Linked DNA regions of Homo sapiens: all the other regions are linked to region 2. The links are chromatin loops, found by intact Hi-C in ENCODE. Cell type or tissue: PC-3. All regions are shown on one strand.

Region 1 (8,000 bases), 910 kb after region 2:
GGTTAAAGGAGTGTTATTTCCAAGCATCTTGAATATGTGAACAGTGACAAGTCAATAAACAAACAGGTATGTCAATATATTGGCAACTTAAAGGATATACATAGTTTCTTCTTTAGTATGCAATATAGTTTGACTGTGTCCCCACCCAAATCTCATCTTGAATTGTAGCTTCTATAATCCCCACATGTTGTGGGAGGGACCTGGGAAGAGGTAATAAATCATGGGGGCGGGTTTGTCCTGTGCTGTTGTCACAATAGCAAATAAGTCTCACGAGATTTGATGGTTTTATAAAAGGGAGTTCCCCTGCACTGGCTCTCTTGCCTGCCACCATGTAAGATGTGACTTTTTTCCTCATTCACCTTCTGCCATGATTGTGAGGCCTCCCCAGCCATGTGGAACTGTAAGTCAAATAAACCTCTTTCCTTTATAAACTACCTAGCCTCAGGTATCTTTTTATTAGCAGCATGAGAACAGACTAGTTCAGTATGTGAAAAAATAAAAATGGAGAAGCATTTTAAAGAAATATGTGTTTTATAAATAAAGAAAACCATCATTTACCTCATAAACCAGATGATTTTTTTGTCTGCTGATTTTACAAAACTTATCTTCAATAAAAAGAAATGAATTTTACTAGTGTAGCAAAATTAAATTATTTTCTCTGCTGTAGTCCACAGTTTTGTCTTTTGAGACAAAAATGATTTTTTAAAAAAATATATTTGTTTATGTTTCTTGAGTTCCAGAATAAAGTCAGGCAAAACAATCAATAGTATTTAAATCATTATAATATTGCTCTTTAATATAATACACCTTAAAAAGTTGATTTAACACCAGGCTGAGTACAGAGTAGTTACACATAAATGTAACAAGTTAGAAAAAAAAAAAAAGAGAAAGAAATATGAAATCAGAAAGAAGGTCAAATTGACCAAAGAGGGAAAATGTTGGGGCCCAAAGTACTCAAAGGAGAAAAATGGAAGGTTGATTGAGATGAGGAAAAAAGAGATTGCTGTAGAGCAATCTATCACTGAAGAGGTAGACTGAGAAAGAAAAGGAAAAGGTTCTTAGGCAATTGCACAGCATTTGAGTGAGAAATCTATCACTTCCATCTCTCTTTATTTTTATCTTGATCAGTAGGATTTTGAAGTTTATTGTGAGGTGCACAAGTTTTCCTCTTAATAACATCAATGTTCTTATAAGTTCCTAAACAATATTTATATCTGTGCCATTCTTATATATCCATCCTGCTTTAAACGTATATTGTTTAACACATTGTTCAAACATATTCTTCATACTCTAATTTTACTGTAAATTTCCTATTAAAAATCTCTGATATTAGTTTGTTGTGTTTTGTGCTTTTTGTTACCCTTTGTAAAGGAGTAGTAGGACATATTTTTGTAAACTTACCAGTCTTTTTATGTGAGGTGGTGACCCCAAAATATACCACCTCTGAAATATTTAACACCCATTATCCACTATATGACCTCACTGTCTCTCACGGCATTGAAAGCTGACTTTAATGTTCTATAATCTAGAATTGAAATATGATTTGTTTCTTGCATTTAGTCCTTCTTCGTGCTTCTACTCAGTTCTTTTTCTTTCCCTGAAGTAGACTTATAAAGTTTCATTTGTTTACTAACGTGCCCCAAACTACAATCATCTTGTTTGTTCTCAGCTGATTGTCTCATTTTCTATTTTAAAAGTGGGAAACCAAAGTGAACTTGTTTTTCACCTACAAAAATCTTCACCTTCTCACCCATCCTCCCCTCATGTCCATATGGAAGAGGCTGGCGGCTGCTCTCGCACTCAACATCACATTTCCTGTGTTCTCTATCACCTGCGTGCCTCCCACACCTGTGGGATGTTGTATCATTGAATATGTACTCGTGATGATTCTTTAGCCACTACTTTTCGCTGGCTCTTTGACCTCAGTATTTAAGATTTATGCTCCTCCCATCCTAAGATATGAAACGAAACTCAAGATATGAAACAAAACACAGGCATTTTCTCCACTGTTTCTGTTCTATATTTTTAATCTTTTCGCAGCCAGATGTCTTGAAAAGAGAGTTTGAAGCACACTATCTTTACTTCCATTGATACGGGAGAGGGGTAGGGAAGTGTTGGGTAGAGAAGGGCGGGTGCCTGGCTAGGGCTCCACTCCAGTACCTGTGCCCATGGACCTAGGTGAAAACAGACAGTTGTTTTCTTGCACAAATGTTACATTTCCTAAGACCACCCTGGCCCGCCACGCCCCCATCCTGTGCCTATAAAAACCCCAACACCCTAGTGGGTACACACAAGTGGCTGAACATCAAGAGGAACACGCTGGCGTAAGGGCACATCAATAGGGACCAGCAGGCTGGCAGGCCATGGACCAGTGGGAAGATGTAGAGTTCGGCCGGGGCAGTCAGAGGAGAGCCCAGCCGCTGAGCAGCCCAAATACAGAAGAAAACCACCTTTCCACTCTATCTCCCTTCAGGCTCCCGCATCTGCTGAGCGCTACTTCTACTCAGTAAAACCCTGCACTCATTCTCCAAGCCCACGGGTGATCCTATTCTTCTGGTACATCAAGGCAAGAAACCCCAGGATACAGAAAGCCCTCTGTCCTTGTGATAAGGCAGGGATCTAACTGAGCTAACACAAGCCGCCTCCAGACAGCTAACCTAAAAGAGCACCCTGTAACACATGCCCACTGGGGGTTCAGGAGCTGTAAACATTCACCTCTAGACGCTGCTATGGGATCAGAGCCTCACAGCCGGCCCGTCTGCATGCTTCCCTTAGAGGCTTGAACAACGGGGCACCGAAGAAGTGAGGTACACCCCCATGAGCTACACCCCCATCTCACGCCCTGCGAGGGGGATAAGGGAACTTTTCCCGTTTCACCACAGCACTGGTACCTCAGCTCCTTGTGGTTAGCTCCAGCCTCCACTAAGCCCTAGATACTGAACTATCACTCCATCTTGAGGTTCAAACTTTTATCGAAATTCTGTTTGTGATAGACAACTGGCAGTCTCACAGGATGCTCAACTTCAAAATATACAAAATTAGCTTGTATTAATCAATCATCTTGTTGGTTCTTCTATATTTACTAGTTTAGTAATGACATTTCAGTTCTATACATTACACAGGTTACAATCTTCTTTTAATTAATTTATTTTTTTATTTTCTTTGAGACGGAGTCTCGCTCTGTCTCCCAGGCTGGAATGCAGTGGCGCCATCTCGGCTCACTGCAAGTTCCGCCTCCCGGGTTCCCGCCATTCTCCCACCTCAGCCTCCCGAGTAGCTGGGACTACAGGCGCCCGCCACCACGCTCGGCTCATTTTTTGTATTTTTTTTTTGGTAGTGACGGGGTTTCACCTTGTTAGCCAGGATGGTCTCGATATCCTGACCTCGTGATCCACCCGTCTCGGGCTCCCAAAGTGCTGGGATTACAGGCGTGAGCCACTGCACCCGGCCTACACAGGTTACAATCTTAAGACTCATTACAGAGTCCTTTCTGCAATGTAATTTCTTCTGTTGAAATACTTTATCATTCTTACACTTTTTTCATTCCTCAGCACTGTTTCCACAACTCCACTAAAGGCCTTAAAAACTATGTTCTTAAGTAGATAGATCCTTTCCTTGTTTTGTGTTTCACTCCCCTCACTCCCAGCCACAAATCATTCCTCTCATGCAATTTGAGTTCCTAAATTACAAATCTGATCAGGGAATTTCCCATGAATCAATTCTTCGATGACAACAAAGTTCAAATATAAGCGAGTACTTCTTCAGCATGTCACTCAAGCTGCATAGGAGGATACAGCTCATACACAGTGTCATGGTCTCCACCCATTCTACTTGCCCATTCATTTTTCTCTCCCTCCTCGATTGTTTCATTCCTCCCTCTTGGAATCCTTAACATAAATAGCATTGCTCAGAGAGAATTTTTGGACCACTTTCTTTTATTTTATGCTCCCTTAACATGCTGAACTTCTTTAACACAGTCAAACTACAATATTAATTTTTATATTAATATTAATTTTATATGTATTTTTCATTAATTTTCCCTGAAATACTTACACTCAGTAGTTGAGGCCAATTTCTTCTTTATTCATTATTTATACTCCAGCACCTAACAAATTATCTTAACTTGTTGAGTAAAGGAGGTTAACTCTATCTAAGGAGCACTGACAAAGCCTTCCATAGATTTAGAAAGGCAAGGATATAACATAATTTTTGCTACAGAAATTTTTCTCACTCCAATGCACAGTAATAGTAAAATACTGAGGCTGGTGGATGTTTTGTGAGACAAAGAGGTTATCTAAATAATATGGTGGCTCAGATCAGAGAAGTGGCAGGGAAATAGAAAAGATTAGACAGATCCCATAAAATGTAAGTGGTAAGAGATTAGTAAGACATGACAAGAGCTGATACATGGAATGGGGAAGAGGGAGACGGACAGCTTGAAAAAATCGAGTTTACCACTTGATACAATCAGTTGGACGGCGATGTTAGAGAACAGAGGAGAAAAGCTAGTTTGGGTAATGCAGATATTTTCTCTTGCATATGGCAATTCTACTGAGTAGAATTCATGTTAAAGCAAGAGTTCTAATGTTGTTTTATTCTTTAATTAAATATCCAACGTAGTATTAGGATTATGTACAATAAAAAAGATATGTATCACTAATTAAGGCAGATTTTCAAAGCAACTTTTATTCTATTTTAGATTTATTAAACACTAATAGTCTCTCAAAGAAAGCTTCATTAAATGTGCCTGAGATGATTCTAAGAAAAGTTCTAATTCAAAGGGTAACTCACCATGATCTTGAATTTTACTTTTCCTACACAAATATGATTTACAATAATGAAAACATGATTTTTGCCACTATTAACATTTTTATAAAGATGTTTTATAGTGCCCCAAAATGTTTCTAAATATTCTGTATTCATGTCTTTTTACCATTTCTTTTTGCCTATTTAGAAGCGTAAACTTGGTTCAAATAGCGAGTCTGTGCTGCCACCTGCTGGAAAATGTGAGAAAATTGTCTGTTTTAATGGAATAGCAGTGATGTATGCTGCATTAAATAAGAAAACTCAGGTAATGTTCATGATATTTTTTTCCTAATAAAAGATTATCAAAATGGGGCCGGGCGCGGTGGCTCACGCCTGTAATCCCAGAACTTTGGGAGGCCGAGGGGGGCGGATCACCTGAGGTCGGGAGTTCGAGACCAGCCTGTCCAAGAAGGAGAAGCCCAGTCTCTACTAAAAATACAAAATTAGCCGGGCGTAATGGCGCATGCCTGTAATCCCAGCTACTCGGGAGGCTGAGGGAGGAGAACTGCTTGAACATGGAGGTTGCAGTGAGCTGAGATCACGCCATTGCACTCCAGTCTGGGCAACAAGAGCGAAACTCCATCTCAAAAAAAAGAAGTAAAACATCTCTGATCTGTAAACGTTGCTCATTACAGAAGGGATCCTTACAACCTCACATCTTTTAAAGGCCCTCATGGGCTGGGCATGGTGACTCATGCCTGTAATCCCAGCACTTGCTACTGGGGGAGGCTGAGGCAGGAGAATCGCTGAGGCAGGAGAATGGCATGAACCCGTGAGGCGGAGCTTGCAGTGAGCCGAGATCGGGTCACTGCAAGCTCCGCTCACGGGTTCATGCCATTCTCCTGCCTCAGGCTCCGAAGTAGCTGGGACCACAGGTGCCTGTCACGATGCCTGGCTAATTTTTCTGTATTTTTAGTAGAGGTGGGGTCTCACCATGTTAGCCAGGATGGTCTCGATCTCCTGACCTCGTGATCCACCTGCCTCGGCCTCCCAAAGTGCTGGGATTACAGGCCTGAGCCACCACGCCCGGGCAATTTTTGTATTTTTAGTAGAGACAGAGTTTCACCCTGTTGGCCAGGATGGTCTCAATCTCCTGACCTTGTGATTTGCCTGCCTCAGCCTCCCAAAGTGCTGGGATTACTGGCGTGAGCCACTGCGCCAGGCCGTTTATTTCCCAATTTTTTTTAATTTACCATTCACCTAGATTATTTTTAGTAGAAAAAAAGTTTGAGTACAACCGAATTAGTATTTTATTAGTAGTGCTTTAGCAATATAAAAAAGCAGATAAAAAATTTAAAGAATGAAAGAAATATTTTCTAAATAACTAGAATATAACCTTACTTTTACTCATGACTCCCTCACCAGGTAGGCTTGTGGACCTTGGGGTAGCCCCCGCTAATTGAGAGGTGACAACGTGCTAGCAGCCCTTGCTTGCTCTGGGCGCCTCCTCGTCCTCTGCGTCCGCTCTGGCCACGCTCAAGGAGCCCTTCAGCCCGCAGCTGCGCTGTGGGGGACCATCTCTGGGGCTGGCTGTGGGGGCCCCTCCCTGGGGCTGGCCGAGGCCAGAGCTGGCTCCCTCTGCTGGCAGGGAGGTGTGGAGGGAGAGGCACAGGCCGGAGTCTGGGCTGCATGCTGCGCTCGCCGGCCGGTGCGGGTTCAGGGTGGGCGCTGGCTCGGTGGGCCCCGCACTCTGTGTGGCCAGCCGGCACCTGCTGGGCTTGATCAGAGGCTGGGTCCCATGCGTGGACGCCATTCCCTCTTCGCGGGTTCATTGGCCACAATGTTGGGTCTCCATCTCTTTCTGGCTTCCCCTCTTTTCCGCTTGGTTGTCTGAGATGAGCTCCATCTGGGCTGCCGAAGTGCGCGGGCTAGGTGCCACAAAGTCCTGCAGCCAGTGCCAGTGAGAGGTGAAGCCAGCTGGGCTTCTGGGACGGGGAACTTTTGTGTCTAGCTAAAGGATTGTAAATGCACCAGTCAGCACTCTGTGCCTAGCTAAAGGATTGTAAACACACCAATCAGCACTCTATGTCTAGCTAATCTGATGGGGACGTGGAGAACTTTTGTGTCTAGCTAAAGGACTGTAAACGCACCAATCAGCACTCTGTGTCTAGCTAAAGGTTTCTAAATGCACTAATCAGCACTCTGTCAAAATGGATCAATCAGCTCTGTAAAACGGACCAATCAGCTCTCTGTAAAATGGACCAATCAGCAGGATGTGGGTGGGGCCAGATAAGGGAATAAAAGCAGGCCGCCCCAGCAAGCAATGGCAATGCAGTGGGGTCACGTCCAGGCAGTGGAAGGTTTGTTCTTTCACTCTTCGCAATAAATCTTAATGCTGCTCACTCTTTCCATCGGCGCCGCCTTTATGACTTGTAACGCCGCAAAGGTCTGCAGCTTCACTCCTGAAGTCAGCCAGACCGTGAACCCACCAGAAGCAAGAAGGAACAAACTCCGGACTCACCATCTTTGAGAACTGTAGCACTCATCACAAGGGTCCATGGCTTCATTCTTGAAGTCAGTGAGACCAAGAGCCCACCAATTCCAGACACATAATCACCAGGTCTGATGCTTTCTGTTTTAAAAGTTAATTGTTTATTCAATTTATTTAATAGATAAAGGCCTATGCAGATTGTTTATTTCTTCTAGTTTTATTTCTAATTGTGTTTTCAAAAAATTGGTCCATTTTATCTAGGTTATCAAAGTTATAGACATAGTTTCATTCACAATATTCCCTATCATTTTAATATCCATGAAATCAGTAGTAATATTTCTGTTACTTGTAATTTGTGTCTCCTTTCTTTTTTGTTGGTTAGTTGGTTGGAGGCTTATCAGTTTTATTGATGTTGTCTAATAGCATACTTTTCACTGATTTTCTGTTTCGAATTTTATTAATTCTCGAATTTTTACTATTCTACTTATTTGGGATTTACAATTTTTTTAGTGTCATAATTTGTGATACTAGAATACTGATTTTAAATATTTCTTCTTTTGTAACGTATACATTTTCTGCTACAACTTACCCTCTAGGAATTATTTTGCTGCATCATACAAATTGCAGTAAGTTTATTTTCTTTTTATGGAGTTCAAAATATTTATAAATTTTTTTCAGACTTATCCTGAGACCTAGATGTTATTTAGAAATGTGTTATTTAATTTCCATATATTTGGAATTTTCCAAGTATCTTTTAATTATT
Region 2 (8,000 bases):
GTATTTTTGTTTGTTTGTTTGTTCATTTGTTTTTTTTTGCTTAGGAATATTTGAAAGAACTTTAGCACTATGCTTGTGTTACATTTTAATCAGTGAAATCACTAATAAGCAGGAAAAATGTGAAAAAGGTAGCACTAACTATACTGTGAAATTGATATGTGTTTATAATATAAGAACTGAAACAAGAAGGCAGTGTTGCTTCCTTCTTTGACCTCAGCTGAGTACTTGCACATCAGGTGACTCAAACTTTTTATTGTTCTGTACTTTCAGAAATTTGCAAAGGGTGAGAATATTCATTTGGGTGTAACAAATATATTTCAGTGATTAGGCAAATTCACAAATAGAGAATCTGTGAATAGTAAGAACTGACTATGTTATTTAATGTTTACACTTATCATAGTTATTCTTATGCTATTTGTATATACCAGTATGCACAAGACTGTCAATATCAGTCATGAAACATCAACCTGCAAGAACTGCTGTGAAAATTAGCCATGAACTTTTCCAAACGACATATAATTATATTCATGAAAAAAGTGGTGACAATACTGTGAATTTTATGATCCCCAAAAAGAGAAACTAATAGCAATTTACCTGATTATGAGTACGGAGACAAAAATACCTGATTATGAGTGTCTGTGTATATAGATACACACACATACATATACTAGATATACATATTCTTGAATGTATATAAACATATTCAAAAAAGAATGAAGCATTTTATATGTTAGAAAATGATATTATTGCTTATTTTATGGTTCCCAAATGTTCTTTACATTTTTGTTTAGTGCAACACATAAAAAGAATCCTAAAATCAAAGGCTCACGTTAAAACTGACTCTCTTTTCAGCTATGAGATAATTACAAACAACTCACTTTTCCTGAATTTTAATTTCTTTATGTATAATAGTGGTGTAAGACAAATAACATCTAAAACACTTCTAGGTATGTATCAGTGCTTAGTGTGATTATAGTAAACAATAATTTGTTGTGTATTTCAAAATAACTAAAGAGTGGAATTGGAATGTTTCCAGCACAAAGAAATAATAAATTCTTGAGGTGATGGACACCGCAATTACACTGATTTGATAATTATACATCATACGCTTGTATCAAAAATATCACATGTACCCTATAAAATTGTTTATTATATACCATAATAATTGCAAATAACAATTTAAAAGAATCCTCAAATTTGTCTATCTACAGGTACTTTTGCATTTATCGATGTTAACATAAGGATTCTGAATTTATAGTATTGTTTTAATAATTTTCATATTATCATAAATCTACATATATTTCTTAGCTACAAAGCTACTTTACCCATCTAGAAGAGGTACAAAAAAATCAAATTTTTAAAAAAGACTTCAGTATAAGACTAACTAGAAATCACAATTTTCATAACCTAATGATTATGCATATATTGTTGAGAACATATTTTCTCAATCTGTACATACATCTAACAAACTTGTACATTTGTTTTAAAGAGTTATTATATAAGTGGGTTTTTTGAAAGCAATAAGAATAGAAATTGACAGCGTGGGAGAGGAGACACTATAGTTTAAGTTTATTTAGCGAAAGAATAACAACATGATCACCAGTGAGGAATTCAGGTGGTCTAACTACCGTATTAGGGTAGCGTAAAATAACTAGTATTCATCATAATACCAAGAAAAATACAAAATTTAATATATTAAGAGTTTAACAAAGGACAGCAAAATTAAATCCTTGGGAGGATAAGAAGTATTAAGTTGTTAACGTGTGTTGTGAGAAGGGAGAGCAGGGTGATCAAGAAGAAGTGATATCATCACAGCCCTTTGTCATGTTTGGTGAACACAGGCTCTCCTATTTCAATCCTGCCCTTGTTTGTTCTTTAGATATCGCAGGGGTCTGGTGCACACCCCCCCACATTACTAATGCACGCCCATCCCTTCAGTTACTGAAACATACCTGTATCTATTGTGGAGTAGAAAGGAGATGGCACAGATGGAAGGAGTTATTTTTATTATAAAGGAAAGATTACATATCTACTTGGAAAATCTTATAAAATATCTAGGCCTACCCTAGATAAGGAAGAGTAAGGAGCTCCTGAGATGCAGAGCATGGAACATGAATCTGATTCTTAAGGCTTTTGGTCTATGTATTGCACTAGAGGCTCTTTCCTCAGGCATATCTGAAGTAAACAGAGTGGGAGCTTACATAAAGTGACTTCCTCTTATTGTCAGTCCTTACAGCAGCTTGATTCTCATCTACAGAGAGAGAAGGACAAGAAGTATAGATGACTAACATAACGTAGTCTGATGAGGAAACTGACATTTATATGCATACCTTATCAGTCAATAAATTATCATTATCTTTCATTATATTTAAATATACATGTGTTCCTTGATTTAAGATGGAGTTACATCCTGATAAACCTACATAAGCTGAAAATATCAAGTCAGAAATGCATTTAATAAGTTTAATCTACTGAACATGCAGCATAGCCTACTTTATGCATACTCAGAACACTTAAATTAGCCTACAGTTGGGCAAAATCATCTGGCAACATAGTCCGCTATACAGCAGCGGTCCTCAACATTTGTGGCATCAGGGACAAATTGTGGAAGACAATTTTTCCATGGACTAGTGTGGGAGTGGTGACGTTTTCTGGATGATTCAAGCAAGTTACATTTATTGTGCACTTTATCTCTGTTATTACCTTGTAATATATAATTAAATAATTGTACAACTCACCATAATGTATAATCAGTGAGAGTCCTGAGATTGTTTTCCTGCAACTAGATGGTCTCATTTGATGGTGATGGGAGACAGTGACAGGTCGTCAGGCATTAGATTCTCATAAGGAGTGTGCAACCTAGATTCCTCACATGCACAGTTCATGATAGGGCTCGCGCTCCTATGAACATCTAATGCTGCAGCTGATCTGACAGGAGACAGAGCTCAGGTGGTAAAGCAAGTGGTGGGGAGCAGATGTAAATACAGATGAAGCTTCCCTGGCTCACCCACCACTCACCTCCTGCGGTGCAGCCCAGTTTCTTTTTTATTTTATTTTATGTATGTATGTATGTATTTATTTTTGAGACGGAGTCTCACACTGTCGTCCAGGTGGAGTGCACTGGTGCAACCTCAGCTCACTGCAACCTCCACCTCCCAGGTTCAAGTGATTCTCCTGCCTCAGCCTCCCGAGTAGCTGGAATTACAGGTGCCTGCCACCACGCCTGGCTAATTTTTTTGTATTTTTAATAGAGGCAGGATTTCACTATGTTGGCCAGGCTGGTCTCTACCTCCTGACCTCGTGATCTGCTCGCCTCAGCCTCCCAAAGTGCTGGGATTACAGGCGTAAGCCACCGCACCCGGCTGTGCAGCCCAGTTTCTAATAGGCTACAGATCGAGTCTGTGGCCAGGGGTTTGGGTCCCCTGCTATAGTGTATCAGTTGTTTACCCTCAAGATCACGGTGGTTGGCTGGGAGGTGTTGTTCACTGGCTCTGCTCAGCATAGAAAGAGGGTATCCTACTGCTTTCCACTGAATGTGTATGGCTTTCACATTACCATAAAGTTGAAAAATAATAAGAGTCATCCTAAGCTGGAGACCATCTATATATGAATCCTAAATATGTGTGTAAAAATATAAATGATTCATCTTTGTGTTTTCAACTGATGCAATGGTTTGCCCACAATTGACATTAATGCTTACATATTGAATGGGATATGTTTTCAAAAAGTATTTTTATTGAAAAAGATGATCACAAGTGTTTAAAAAAATTGTTCCTATTATATATAGAACCAAAACCTGATATTTCTATAAATTGTATCCACTTATTAAAACCATTGTTCTGAGTATCGGTCATCTGCAGAATAAACAAATTTAGAAGCCAGAGGGAAGTGAATCAGTGAATATAGATTCTGCCTCTTAATTTTGTGCCAATAGATTTATTCCCTTACCTCTATATGCTCCAATTGTCCCATTGTAATAGTAGTTGTCCCATAGGTATCTTTTAAGGATAAAACTGTTATTACGTGTAGATTAGCTATAGTAGTTACATTCATGTGGAGTGCTCACAGGTATACATACATATGCCTTATTTTTATTAATGTTATTAATTAAATACCTAAGGTTAAAAAAACATGTAGGATAGTTTGATTCTGCTTAATAACTGCAGCATGTTATCTCCCTCTCTTATTTTTTTAGATAAACTTTTAATTCTTTGTAAGGACATGCTAAGAAATGGTCAATGATTCCTAAAAATGCAGTCTGTAATACCTTGCTTATAATCATGTTAATATTTGGTTGTTCATTGTTTCTTAAAAATCTACTTTTAAAACACCAGAATAATAATTATGATCCGGCAGTAGAACAACTACACATATAATCTATATATTTAGAGTAAAACTTGAACAGTAGCAGCATACTATCCAACTCTTTCAGTAGGTAAGAATTTCTTTAAAAATCCACCAGGGGGTGCTAGAAGAGTAAAAATGCCTTGAACCAAGGACGGTGTTAGGAATGATTCTCTTAACTCTTATTAATATTATACAAATTTTCAAGGTTGGTTTTAGGTTGAAAACCCTGTTTTCATTCCTTCCTTCTTCCCCCAAATCTAGGATTCTTAAAAAGTAATTTCTACTAACATCAAAGATTAGTCATATTTTGTGGAAGACGTGTCTCTAGATAAAGGAAAGAAGAGCAGGTAAGTGCTATTTTGAATCAATTCATTTCTTAAGAAAGACATGCTAGGTTTTAAATATAATTTTGCCATCAAATAATTGTTTGAAACTGTGGAACTCCTTAAATTCAGTACGTGGGAGCTACAGAAAAAATGAGGGACTGCTAGTTAGAAATACCTCTCTGATTTTTATTAGTCCCCCCCAAAAAATGACACAAAAAGAGTATTTTTTTCTGTAGTCAGGTGACGTCAAACTTAAAAGTATTTTTGAATAAAGAAATTTGAGATCCTACTTAGTGCAAATGAATATTTTATGAGGATAGAATTTGGATTTATATTGCCCAGGGAAATCTGATAGAAGATATCCACATTTTATCTGATATTTCCTCCTACAGACTATTACTAGGTCACTTCTCCTCTCTTCCTTATGAAGAATCAAGGAGAATCTGTCCATTTAAACAGGCATAACTTCATGTAGCTATTTGATTAATAGATTTTATTGGTTTTTATTATAATTTTATTAGTATTTGTATATTATTATTATATCATAATAGCTATATCCCATTTCAGTATATGGAAACATGAAAATTATAGCTAATGCTATTCTTATTTTCTTAAACATAAAATATACATGGTATTATTTTATAGGATACTCAAACTTTTGAAAAATGTTCTAAAGAAAAATTGTTCTAGAAGGGATAGTGGAGATTAATAGAGGTAAGATGTATACAGTAAAATAGTCAAAAAGATAATTATATTTACAAAAATATCCCCCTGTTTATCCTTGTAGCCTAAATTTTTCACCTTATAGCCTAAATTTTTCACATAGGTATATATATAGGAAGTGAAATGTATTTCTGTGTGTTGACTATAGACTGATTCCAAACGAATAACTTTCTCTTGGTATCTAAGTGAATTCTTTATAGCACAAATATTTAGTTTCTAAGTTATGTAACACTAAAAATGTTATTTACCAAGATGTATTATATCTTATATTATTTTGGAATTTTTCAGTAAAATTTCTGCTAATAAAAAAGCCAATATCATTCAGTAAAACCTGTCAGTAATGATTTATTCACTATGTAGGTTAATATAATACCCACTGATGGCAGTAATAGTTCAGTAAATGTCTTTTTATGTTAATTTCATTGTTATGAAGTCAAAATGTACAAACTTAAAAATGTACCAATTTATCTGTTGAACTATGCACTTCTATTTCTCAACAAATGTGTACCTTACCAATTACTTTCTTTATAGCCTATAGATGCAGTTGTAACAAAGTATTTTATTTCTGTCCAGACAAATGTAAAGTTTGGCATTTAAGTTTGCATGACAACTAATCAACCTTACGTTGTCATTGGCATTATTTAAATTCTTTATCATTTTAGATATGTCTCTTTTGATGTCTAAAAATAACATTCATATTAAATATGTAGAATAAGCAATTAGTTTTTGAACAGCATCTTCTTGAGTATTATTTGTGCATATAAAATTAAAAAGCTATTACTTTTACTCAACTATGTGGAGATGATCTCCAGAGAGATGATCTCAAATAATAGTTAAAAAAAAATGTATAGCTGTGCTTGATACGGATAATCTTGGTTTTGACAGCTTTATTGTAAGTTGAAATAAATGCAATTGACTTTTTGTAAAATGGTTGTATATTATAATTTTTTAAGATTATAGCTATTAAAATAAGTTTGCATCCCTCAATGACACAGCAATCGGTGATAAGCAGAGGCAGTGATGTATGATTCTTGATTGACAATAGAAGACATCCGGGAATTTTAATATGTCCTGCAGGGTGTTCACCAAGCATCTGATCTATCACAAATATTTAATTATGTGGCATTTGCCTACTCTTATTATTAAGCATCTGAATATAAAATAATTTAGTTGCATAGATTGTGTTAGTACAATTACCAAACAACATTTGGAAATATACAGGGGATCAATTTATTTATTTTTAATTTTTAATCTTGATCCATAGCATTTAGTTATATGGGTGCCAAAAATCTGTCTTTATACATTCCTGAAGAACAAGGAAGTAACTATCCTAAGATTACACAACCGTGAGAACATCCAAAAAAACAACTTATTTGACTGTTTTCCATGTGCAACACATACTATAGTGCTATGGAGAAAAAATATGAAGTAGACATAAGCCCTTCCTTAGAGTGTCTCCCTACAGTCAAAATAACTCACAATCTAGAATTATTCCAATGCATCTTGTTCTCTTGCACATTGTTCATTATGCATCGTGTAAACATTTATTCACAATTTTTTTGGTTCATTTTTCAGGTATTTTTTAAGTTTGCTTGGTCCTCCATTTGAAGTAGGAATTTTTATGAAATTTTTCAATAGGATTTATATGAAGACAGACTGGTCATAGCTTAAGCTTTCAGAGGAAAGTTATTGTTTCGTTTTCTTTTAGATTTTGCCAGGTTAAACAAGGGTATTAGAGAATTCCTTTGTGTTCACTGAATTAAAACCACCAAGAGGAAGTTTTTATTACAAAACTTCTCTTAGAATAAAGCACTCCCTGTATCAGTTTTATACCTTTGCTATTAGATCAAATTAAGTATGGAGGAAACATAAGACTTACATAACAAATTAAACTTTTAGTTAAAGGTACAATGCAAAAGGCAAGTTTCCTAAACATACATCCAGTTCAATGTTATCTTCATGGTGAGGCCTTCCTCCAATTCCCCAAAGTGACTTACTTAATCGCTTCTTCCTCTGTATTTCCATAGTGTTTTTTCTAGTCTTTTTATCCATTATATATCCATAAAATATTATATCTATCTTATACGTGTCCTCTAAGACACATGACCTTTCATTGAGATAAGTCATACATGATGAACATTGTGCCAATGACCTACTTATCTACAGATGTGTGTATATTGCAAAAGTTAGGAACATTTTCTATTCTTCATCATCTAAAAGTTAGTCTCTTAGTTTAATTGTATGTTGTTATCAGAAGTCAAGATATCCATAATAATTAAACTCTTATTCTTAGGCAACAGAAAAAGTAATGTTTAGAAAGTGTTTTTGTCCTCTTCCAGTGAAACATGAAAGAACACCCTGGGTTCACAATCTGAAAATTGTGTAGCATACAATTTCAAAAGATGAAAGGCAACATTCTTCTATTATTATATTCTATGAATTGGATTTATGTAAATAAGTCAATTGTGTATTTAAGTAGACTTTACTCATTGTTCTTTTTAAATATTATTTTCTCATTTTATAAAAGTTATTACTTGTGTACACAATAAAGAGAATGAAAATATAAAATAAACATTTGAGTTAAATTTAAGCTATGGAATTGCT
Region 3 (8,000 bases), 890 kb after region 2:
CTGACCCTGGAAAAATCATTTTTACATACATTTTAAAATTAAAATCAATTTTTGAAATAGAAATTTAATTCTTGGGCATTTATCCTACAGAAAAGAAAATATATTAACATAAAAAGTTGTATTGTGATGTTCAAAGCAGCATCATGCATAATAGTCCCAACCTGGAGAAAAACTGAAATATATTTTATGAGAAAATGGATAAGGAAGTTGCACTATAGTACACCAGATTAGAATATTAAAAACCAACAAATACTTCGAAAAAAACAACAAAAATGTCCTAAATTTATTTTCTAATTTGTATAGGTATAAAGTTTGTATTTAGGTCTGTGATCTATGTAGATATAATTTTGTTCTAAGGTGTCAAGTATGAGTAATGTTTTTGTGTTTGTTTTTGTTTTTCCATATAGATGTCTAGTTTTCCAATAACATTTGTCGAAGTCTCCTTTCTTCATTGAACTGCCTTGGCATCTTTGTTGAAAATCAATGAACTATACATATGTGTGTTGATCTTATAACTCTATTCCATACTATATGGGTTGCTTTGTCTATTTTTTTCACTAATGCTATGATGTCTTGATTATTGCTACTGTTAGGAAATCATAAAATCAGGTAACTATTCCAACTTTGTTCTTTTTCAAAACTATTTTTGCTATTCTAAATTCTCTGCTTTTAAATACACATTTTAGAATTATTTATTCATTGTTGATAATTAGAAATACAATTGAAATTTGTATATTGAGCTTGTATCTGAAAACATTGCTGAACTGTCATCATTTCTTGGAGGTTTTGTGTAGAGTCCATGGACAATCAAAATGTATTTGATTAGAGAAATTTTTATTTTCCCTTTCCAGTTCATAAATAACTTTTTCCTCCTGTATTTTAATAGGTTAGACTTCCAGTATCACCTCAATGATACTGGTAAAAGTGGATCTCTTTGCCTTGCCACTCATCTTTCAGTGAAACTGTTCAATCTTTCACTATTTAATATGATGTTACCTGTAGGTTTTTTGCAGATTTGCATTAGGATAGATAGTTTAGGGAACTAATCACCTATTCATAATTTACTGAAAGTTGTTATCATGATCAGATGTTGGCCAAAGTCTTATCTAAATCTATTGAGGTGATCATAGTGCTATTCTTCTACTTTCTGTTAATATGGTGAATTATCATAAATATTATAAATAATAAATTAGCCTTTAATTACTTATATAAACCCTATCTATTCATGTTTTTTCATATGTATATACATTTTCCACACGTGAATTTATGTAAAGGGTGTACAAAATTCCTTATCCAAAATGCTGGAGAGTCGAAGTGTTTCAGATTTCATACTGGTTTTTTTTCAGATCTGAGAATATTTGCATATATATAATGAGATATTGTATTAGTTCGTTCTTGTGCTGCTATGAATACATACCCAGGACTAGGTAATTTATAAAGAAAAGAGTTTTAATTGACTCACAGTTTCATATGGTGGGGGAAGCCTCAGGAAACTTACAATCATGGCAGAAGCCACCTCTTTACAGAGCAGCAGGAGAGAGAATGAGTACAAGCAGGGGAAATGCTAGATGCTTATAAAACCTCAGCTCTCTTGAGACTCTTTCATTATCATGAGAACAGCACAGAGGAAACGGTTCCTATGATTCAATTACCTCCAGCTGGTCCCATCCTTGACACGTGGGAATTATGGGGATTACAATTCAAGGTGAGATTTGGGTGGGGACACAGAGCCAAACCTTATCAGATATCTTGGGAGTGGAACCCAACTCTGAACACGAAATTCATTTAAGTTTAATATACACCTAACACCCAGAGCCTGAAGGTAATTTTATGCAGTATTTTCAGTAATGTTGTGCATAAAAGAAAGTTTTGACTGCATTTTTACTGAAACACCTCACATGAGATCAAGTGTGGAATTTTTCACTTGTGGTGTAATGTTGTTGCTCAAAAAGTGTTGGAATTTGGAGTATTTCAAATTTTGAATATTTGGATTAGAGATGCTCGACCTGTATTATATAAAATTATCTTTAGACTCTGTGTATAAAGTGTATATGAAACACAAGTGGATTTTGTATTTAGGCTTAGGTCATATCCACAGGATATTTCATTAGGTATGTGCAAATTGTCCCAAATTTGAAAAGGTCCAAAATATGAATGACTTTCAGTCTCAAGCATTTCTGATAAAGAATACTCTACCTGTATTTACTTATTATCTTTTAATATTTGCAGGGATGTTTTTCCTTTCATTACTGATATGAATAATTTGTGTGTTGTGTTTGTGTCTATGTGTGGGGTCAGTTTTGCTAGAGATTAGTCAATTTTTCTTTCAAAGAAGCAGGTTTTGTTTCACTGCTATTATCTTGCTGTTCTGATTCCAGTTTAAATACTTTCAGCTCTTATATTTACTATTTTCTTTATTCCACTTGCTTTGGACTTAATTTATTCTTCTTTAAATATTTTCCTAAGTTGTATACTTGGATTATTGACTGGGGCCCTGTTTTCTTAAACATGGATTTTTTGCTGTTTCTGTTTCAGTACTGATTTATCTGCAACTCACAAATTTTGATATGTTGCATTTGTGATTTTATTTATCTTAAAATATTTTCTAAGTTTTCTGAAAACTTTCTTTTTGATCAATGTGTTATTTAAAAATGCTGTGCTTAATTTCCAAATACTTGAGGAGTGCTTAAATGTTTGTTATTAATTTTTATCTGATAAAATTAATACTTCCATTTTTAACATCAAATAAAAGGTCAACCTGGAAGTAGTGGGGATATGGAGAAATTTCCTTTTTTCTATAAGCCAGATTCTAATAACTAAGGAGGTTGGAATGATTCTGTTGATATTGGTGATGGTGGTAGGGATGCTATACATTTTTTGGCAAAGTGGAAGTAGACTACAAAGAAAGAGCAATGCCAAACCACTTCTTTGTTAGTAACTATAACATCAGCAGCATTCACGGTACCATCAGCAAAGTCAGCATGAATTTCAGAAGTGAATACCTTAGGCAGAAATTGTGACTACTTAGTTCCAAAGAGTTTCAACTGGCAAGCATTGAGAAGAATGAGCAGCCCCCTCCAATGTGAGAATGCAACATTAGCCAAGGTCAGAAGAATACGGTAACTGCTCCTTTCAGAGTTTTAACTTTACCAGTGTTATTTGCAGAAGAACTTGTGGCAGACACTTCAGGTGGAACTAATTTCTAATAAGTGAACTGACAAAGGCTCATGCATTCATAACTTGATGTTAGGAAAAAGTAAAAGAAATGCAATCCCACTTCATATGGAAAGTCTGCTAAGGGTGAGAACCTACATATACAGTTGTGCTGCACTTCACTTGACTTGATTAACCTTTGAAAGTTTATGCAGATCTAATCAGGTTAGGCTTGAATTAGAGTGCATTTATATTCATGATTATAAACATATCTGAATCAGTAGACCAAGAAGTGGTATATTACATGGTAGGATCCAGGCGTTTTCATAATCCTTTGTCTATTTGTACTTTTCAGTGACCATGTTTTGCTCTATCATCAATAGCAGTACTGAGGCTAAAAATTCTTGATGTAAATCACAAAATGAATTTTTTCTATAAACAAGTTTGGCTTAAACTAAACATACTAGAGACAGTCATGATAAGGAATAAAACATATATTCAAACAAAAGCAAAAGAAGATTATGAGATTATCATTTCTGAGTGTTTATAAGGCCTTGTATCTAGGATAGGCTTACTTATATTTAGAAAGTAACGACTATGCTTCTATGATCTTCAAAGATTTTCATTTGACCTTCTTTGACAGGGATCCCAACAACTTGATCTGATAACACTTGTGATATGTAATTTAAAAATAAGTGCCTGAATTTTTTAATGGTTGATCGGATTAATTCTGTATGGTCAATTAGTATATATCAATAATTACTGCACATCTTAGAAAATACGTTTTATATGGAATTTATAAATTATAACTTAATTAGCCATCAAAAAAGATAAGTGATAACACAGTAGGTGGGTGTGAGCCAGGGAAAATTTGATAAGCTCTCACACACCATTAAACAACCTCAACAGTCATTTTAGGGGAAAGAGGTCTTCACTTTCTGTTTTTGCCTTCTCATCACTTGTGTCGGTAGGTCTTTTCATGAAAGAGGCCCATAAATGAATAAAAACAGTCATATAATACAAGTTTCCTGTTTTATAGTCATAAATATAATAGCATGTTAATAGATAGTTTATTACGATGAACTCTGTTACTAAACATAAAATTTGTTATATTTAATACATAGCACCATCTAGTGAAATTTGAGGGAAATGTATCATGTATTGAATATAATGCATAACAACATTGCAAATGTTACAGACTAATTCTTATTCATTAAGTATAATTTTAGGTTTCTTCAAGAAATTTCCCAGGGAATAAATAAAATGTATGTCTGTATATGTGTGTGCTTATATATATAGAAATAGAGACAGATATGGCTATAGATATAGACACTTCATAGTATTAAAATTTATTCTTTTTATATTAATATGTTTATAAAATCAGTAAAATGTTCTCATACTATTAAATAATATATACCATTAAAAGCATGTATTTATTATGTATGCGTGTTTTGATATTAAGAAAATTGTACTTCAAAAGATTTATTTAAAAATCTCTAATAAGTTTTTATAATAACATTTGTTGGATTTTTGTGAAAATAGAGGTTGATGGTTCATGGAAGTTGTCAGAATAAATTTAATATTTACTTGACGAAATATGCCCTAATAGTTTATAAAATATTAAATGTTGAAAAATAAGTGATATTAAAATAATATATATAGAATTGTGTGAACACACCTCACTCCTCATGTTGATTTCTTTTCAATATAGCATAGAGTTCATCTATGTGCAGAGTTTATATTTTTGCCCATACACATATTTTACACAAAAACTATTTTGAACATCATCAGTAATGAAAATATATCATGCTCTGTGAATGAAGGCAAGAACCACCACCAAAAATGTTTTAAAACCACGCTAGGTAATAGAAGGGGAATAGGAATTGGACAAATGGTAAAATGAAAATAAGTCATTATAAAATATAATTGTGGATTTATTTTGCATTTGATCAATGGGCTCAAGTACAATTCTAAAAAGATAAGTTCAAATACATTTTTGTAACGTTTTGATTAGTAATTTAACAAATAAGTATTGATTATCAGCAGGAACTATTCAATTAATGAATAAGAATACAAGTGTGTCAGTAATGAGAATACACTGCCTGACTTTCCCATTAGACAGCATGGTTGACCAGAAGCCCCAGTTACTATGCTTTAAAATCCATTTTCATGTTTTCCCCAAGGCCATGCTTTCTACCATCTCACTGCTAGCCAATAACCGAGTATGCTATGAGTACAAAAACAGGCTTATTTTGAGGAGACAGGAGGACATTTCTGACAGCCATCTTTGACTCACAAACTCCTCGATAGCTTTGATAAACTTTTCTTAGATTGCACTGCTATCTGGAAAGCTTCCACCAACCTTCTTTTTCTATCTCCTTTACACTTAGAAACACAATCTGATGGCTCTCCAAGACCCAGGTTTCTCTCCACGTTTTCTCAGATTTTTTTTCTAATAAAAGGTTCACACATTTAATTTTATTTAATCCTTTGTTGGCATCTATTTCTCAGAAAATTCTGAAGTTGGAAGGGTCAGAAGTTTTGTTCTTAGAGTGATAGATTTTTTTTTTTTTTTTTTTTTTGAGACGGAGTCTTGCTCTGTTGTGTGTACCCAGGCTGTAGTGCAATGGCGCAATCTCGGCTCACTGCAAGCTCCGCCTCCTGGGTTCAAGCCATTCTCCTGCCTCAGCCTCCCGAGTAGCTGGGACTGCAGGCGCCTGCCACCACGCATGGCTAATTTTTTATCTTTTTAGTAGAGACGGGGTTTCACTGTTTTAGCCAGGTTGGTCTCCATCTCCTGACCTCGTGATCCACCATCCTCGGTGTCCCAAAGTGCTGGGATTACAGGCGTGAGCTACCGCGCCCGGCCGAGTGATAGATTCTTATACGGGTTTGCTTTCATTACACAAAGAGCTTTAGTTATTAGTACCACATACATGCTTAAGGAATGCTTGATCCACAGGCTTGAATCCCACACAGTGTAGCACTGGGGCAGGGGGCATAACAAGGGTCCCATTTAACGATAAGTTATAGTTAAGTTTAAATTAACTATAGACCAATAGGGTAACTTCAAAATTCATGTGCCCAGGGATCACCAGGCAAAAAGAGGAGTCACAGAATGTCAGGAATAATTGACCTTCATCAGTAAAAGGAAAAACGGTTGTCATTATGCAATGGAGCAGGGAGAAATATGTATGAAACCCGGGTGATCTACTTGGGTGCTTCTTGTTCCATTGGTACTCCTTTGCCTCATTTTAACTGTGAATGCTGCAACCCTAGGTGAAGAAGAAGGCTATGATTATTGCAGAATCAGGTACTTCAAGAATGAAAGTTTGACACTCACACTACCAAGCAAGGTTGGAAAAAGTTTGAAATGGATAATGATGGAAGGAGGGTGAGTATCAGTCAGATATTTTTAGATCAACTGCATCAGTAGGGTTAACTTCAAAGCAGTAATGTTTTCCTATATTTTTCCTTAAATATGTCCCAGGTAACCATGGAACTGATCCATGAACCTGTGTGGAGATTTTGAGCTCTACAGCAAGCGTGAGTGGACACTGGTGGTCATGAGAATGGGAGCATGGTTGACCAAGAACCCTAGCTGCTGTACTCTGGAATTTATCAGCCACATTTGCACTGAAGATAAATTTCTCACTGACTAATCAAGCCAATGACTGAAAGTGGTAAGGACACTTACCTGGCCTAATTTGGGAAGACATGGGCGTCTCCTAACAATCAGTGTTGGCTCCAGAACTCTCCTATCTCTCTGCTGAACTTTTCTTAGACTGAAAAAGCAGTATAGGATTCTTTTACACACAGTTTTATTCTCAGTCCTTTCCTTGGGATCAAACTTGCATGACCATGTAATAAATAGCTCAGCATTACCAGCTTCTAGCCCACTTCCTTTCAACAGACCTCTCAGGTTTGCCACTGACAAAATCCTTGATTAGTTAAAACTGACAGTGCAATATCAAATAGCCCAAGAAGCTTGGATAGGCAAGAGGCTAGGAATTACTAATTGGATTAAATTGATTCATTTTGCTGATTGATATGGTTTGGCTATGTCCCTACCCAAATTTCATCTTGATATGTACCTCTCATAATCCCTAAGTGTCATGGAAGGGACCTGGTGAGAGGTAATTGAATCATGGGGGCAGGTTTTCCCATGCTGTCCTTGTGATAGTAAATAAGTCTCATGAGATCTGATGGTTTTATAAGGGGCAGTGCTCCTGCACACGCTCTCTTGCCTACCACCATGTAAGATGTGCCTTTGCTCCTTCTTAACTTTCCGCCATGATTGTCAGTCCTCTCAAGCCATGTGGAACTGTGAGTCCATTAAGCCTCTTTTTCTTTCTTTTTTTTTTTTTTTTGAGACATAGTATCGCTCAGTTGCCCAGGCTGGAGTGCAGTGGCTCGATCTCTGCTCACTGCAAGCTCCGCCTCCTGGGTTCACGCCATTATCCTGCCTCAGTCTCCTGAGTGGCTGGGACTACAGGCACCCACCAACACGCCCAGCTAATTTTTTTGTGTTTTTTTAGTAGAGACGGGGTTTCACCGTGTTAGCCAGGATGGTCACGATCTCCTGACCTCGTGATTGGCCCGCCTAGGCCTCCCAAAGTGCTGGGATTACAGGTGTGAGCCACCGTGCCTGGCTGCCTCTTTTTCTTTATAAATTACCCAGTCTTGGGTATTTCTTCATAGCAGTAGAAAAATGGACTAATACACTGATACACAGCCAGTAGATTATTAGGAAAAATTTTCTTCTAATTTCAAATTAATATTCTTCTTGTTTTAGAAAGGCTAAAATTAGAAAAAATAAAACAACAAAAAAGTATCCTATGAGGAAG

The links. A loop is a pair of places that touch in the nucleus more often than their neighbours do. Peaks named below come from ENCODE experiments on the same cell type or tissue, not always from the same donor. Only the 100,000 strongest peaks of a DNase experiment are listed, where the experiment ranks them.
Region 1: it touches region 2 in a loop (6-fold over the local background); 63 of 110 quality-filtered maps call a loop at or near these places.
Region 3: it touches region 2 in a loop (5-fold over the local background); 66 of 110 quality-filtered maps call a loop at or near these places.

What each region holds. Positions count from the first base shown.
Region 1 is chr13:84,893,319-84,901,318 of GRCh38, reverse strand. LOC105370290 (a long non-coding RNA gene) reads left to right here. Exons shown (of 8, transcript XR_007063929.1): 2 at 4,955-5,071. Among named protein-coding and RNA genes, the nearest start is that of SNORA107, 110 kb to the right of the region's middle. In PC-3, CTCF peaks have their summits at 4,790 and 4,990 (motif pointing left); a DNase peak (open chromatin) is centred at 4,988.
Region 2 is chr13:85,803,225-85,811,224 of GRCh38, reverse strand. No RefSeq gene overlaps it. Among named protein-coding and RNA genes, the nearest start is that of SLITRK6, 7.8 kb to the right of the region's middle. In PC-3, a CTCF peak has its summit at 4,463 (motif pointing right); a DNase peak (open chromatin) is centred at 4,464; H3K27ac peaks cover 328 bases.
Region 3 is chr13:84,913,733-84,921,732 of GRCh38, reverse strand. No RefSeq gene overlaps it. Among named protein-coding and RNA genes, the nearest start is that of SNORA107, 130 kb to the right of the region's middle. In PC-3, a CTCF peak has its summit at 4,286; no DNase peak of the experiment used is centred here.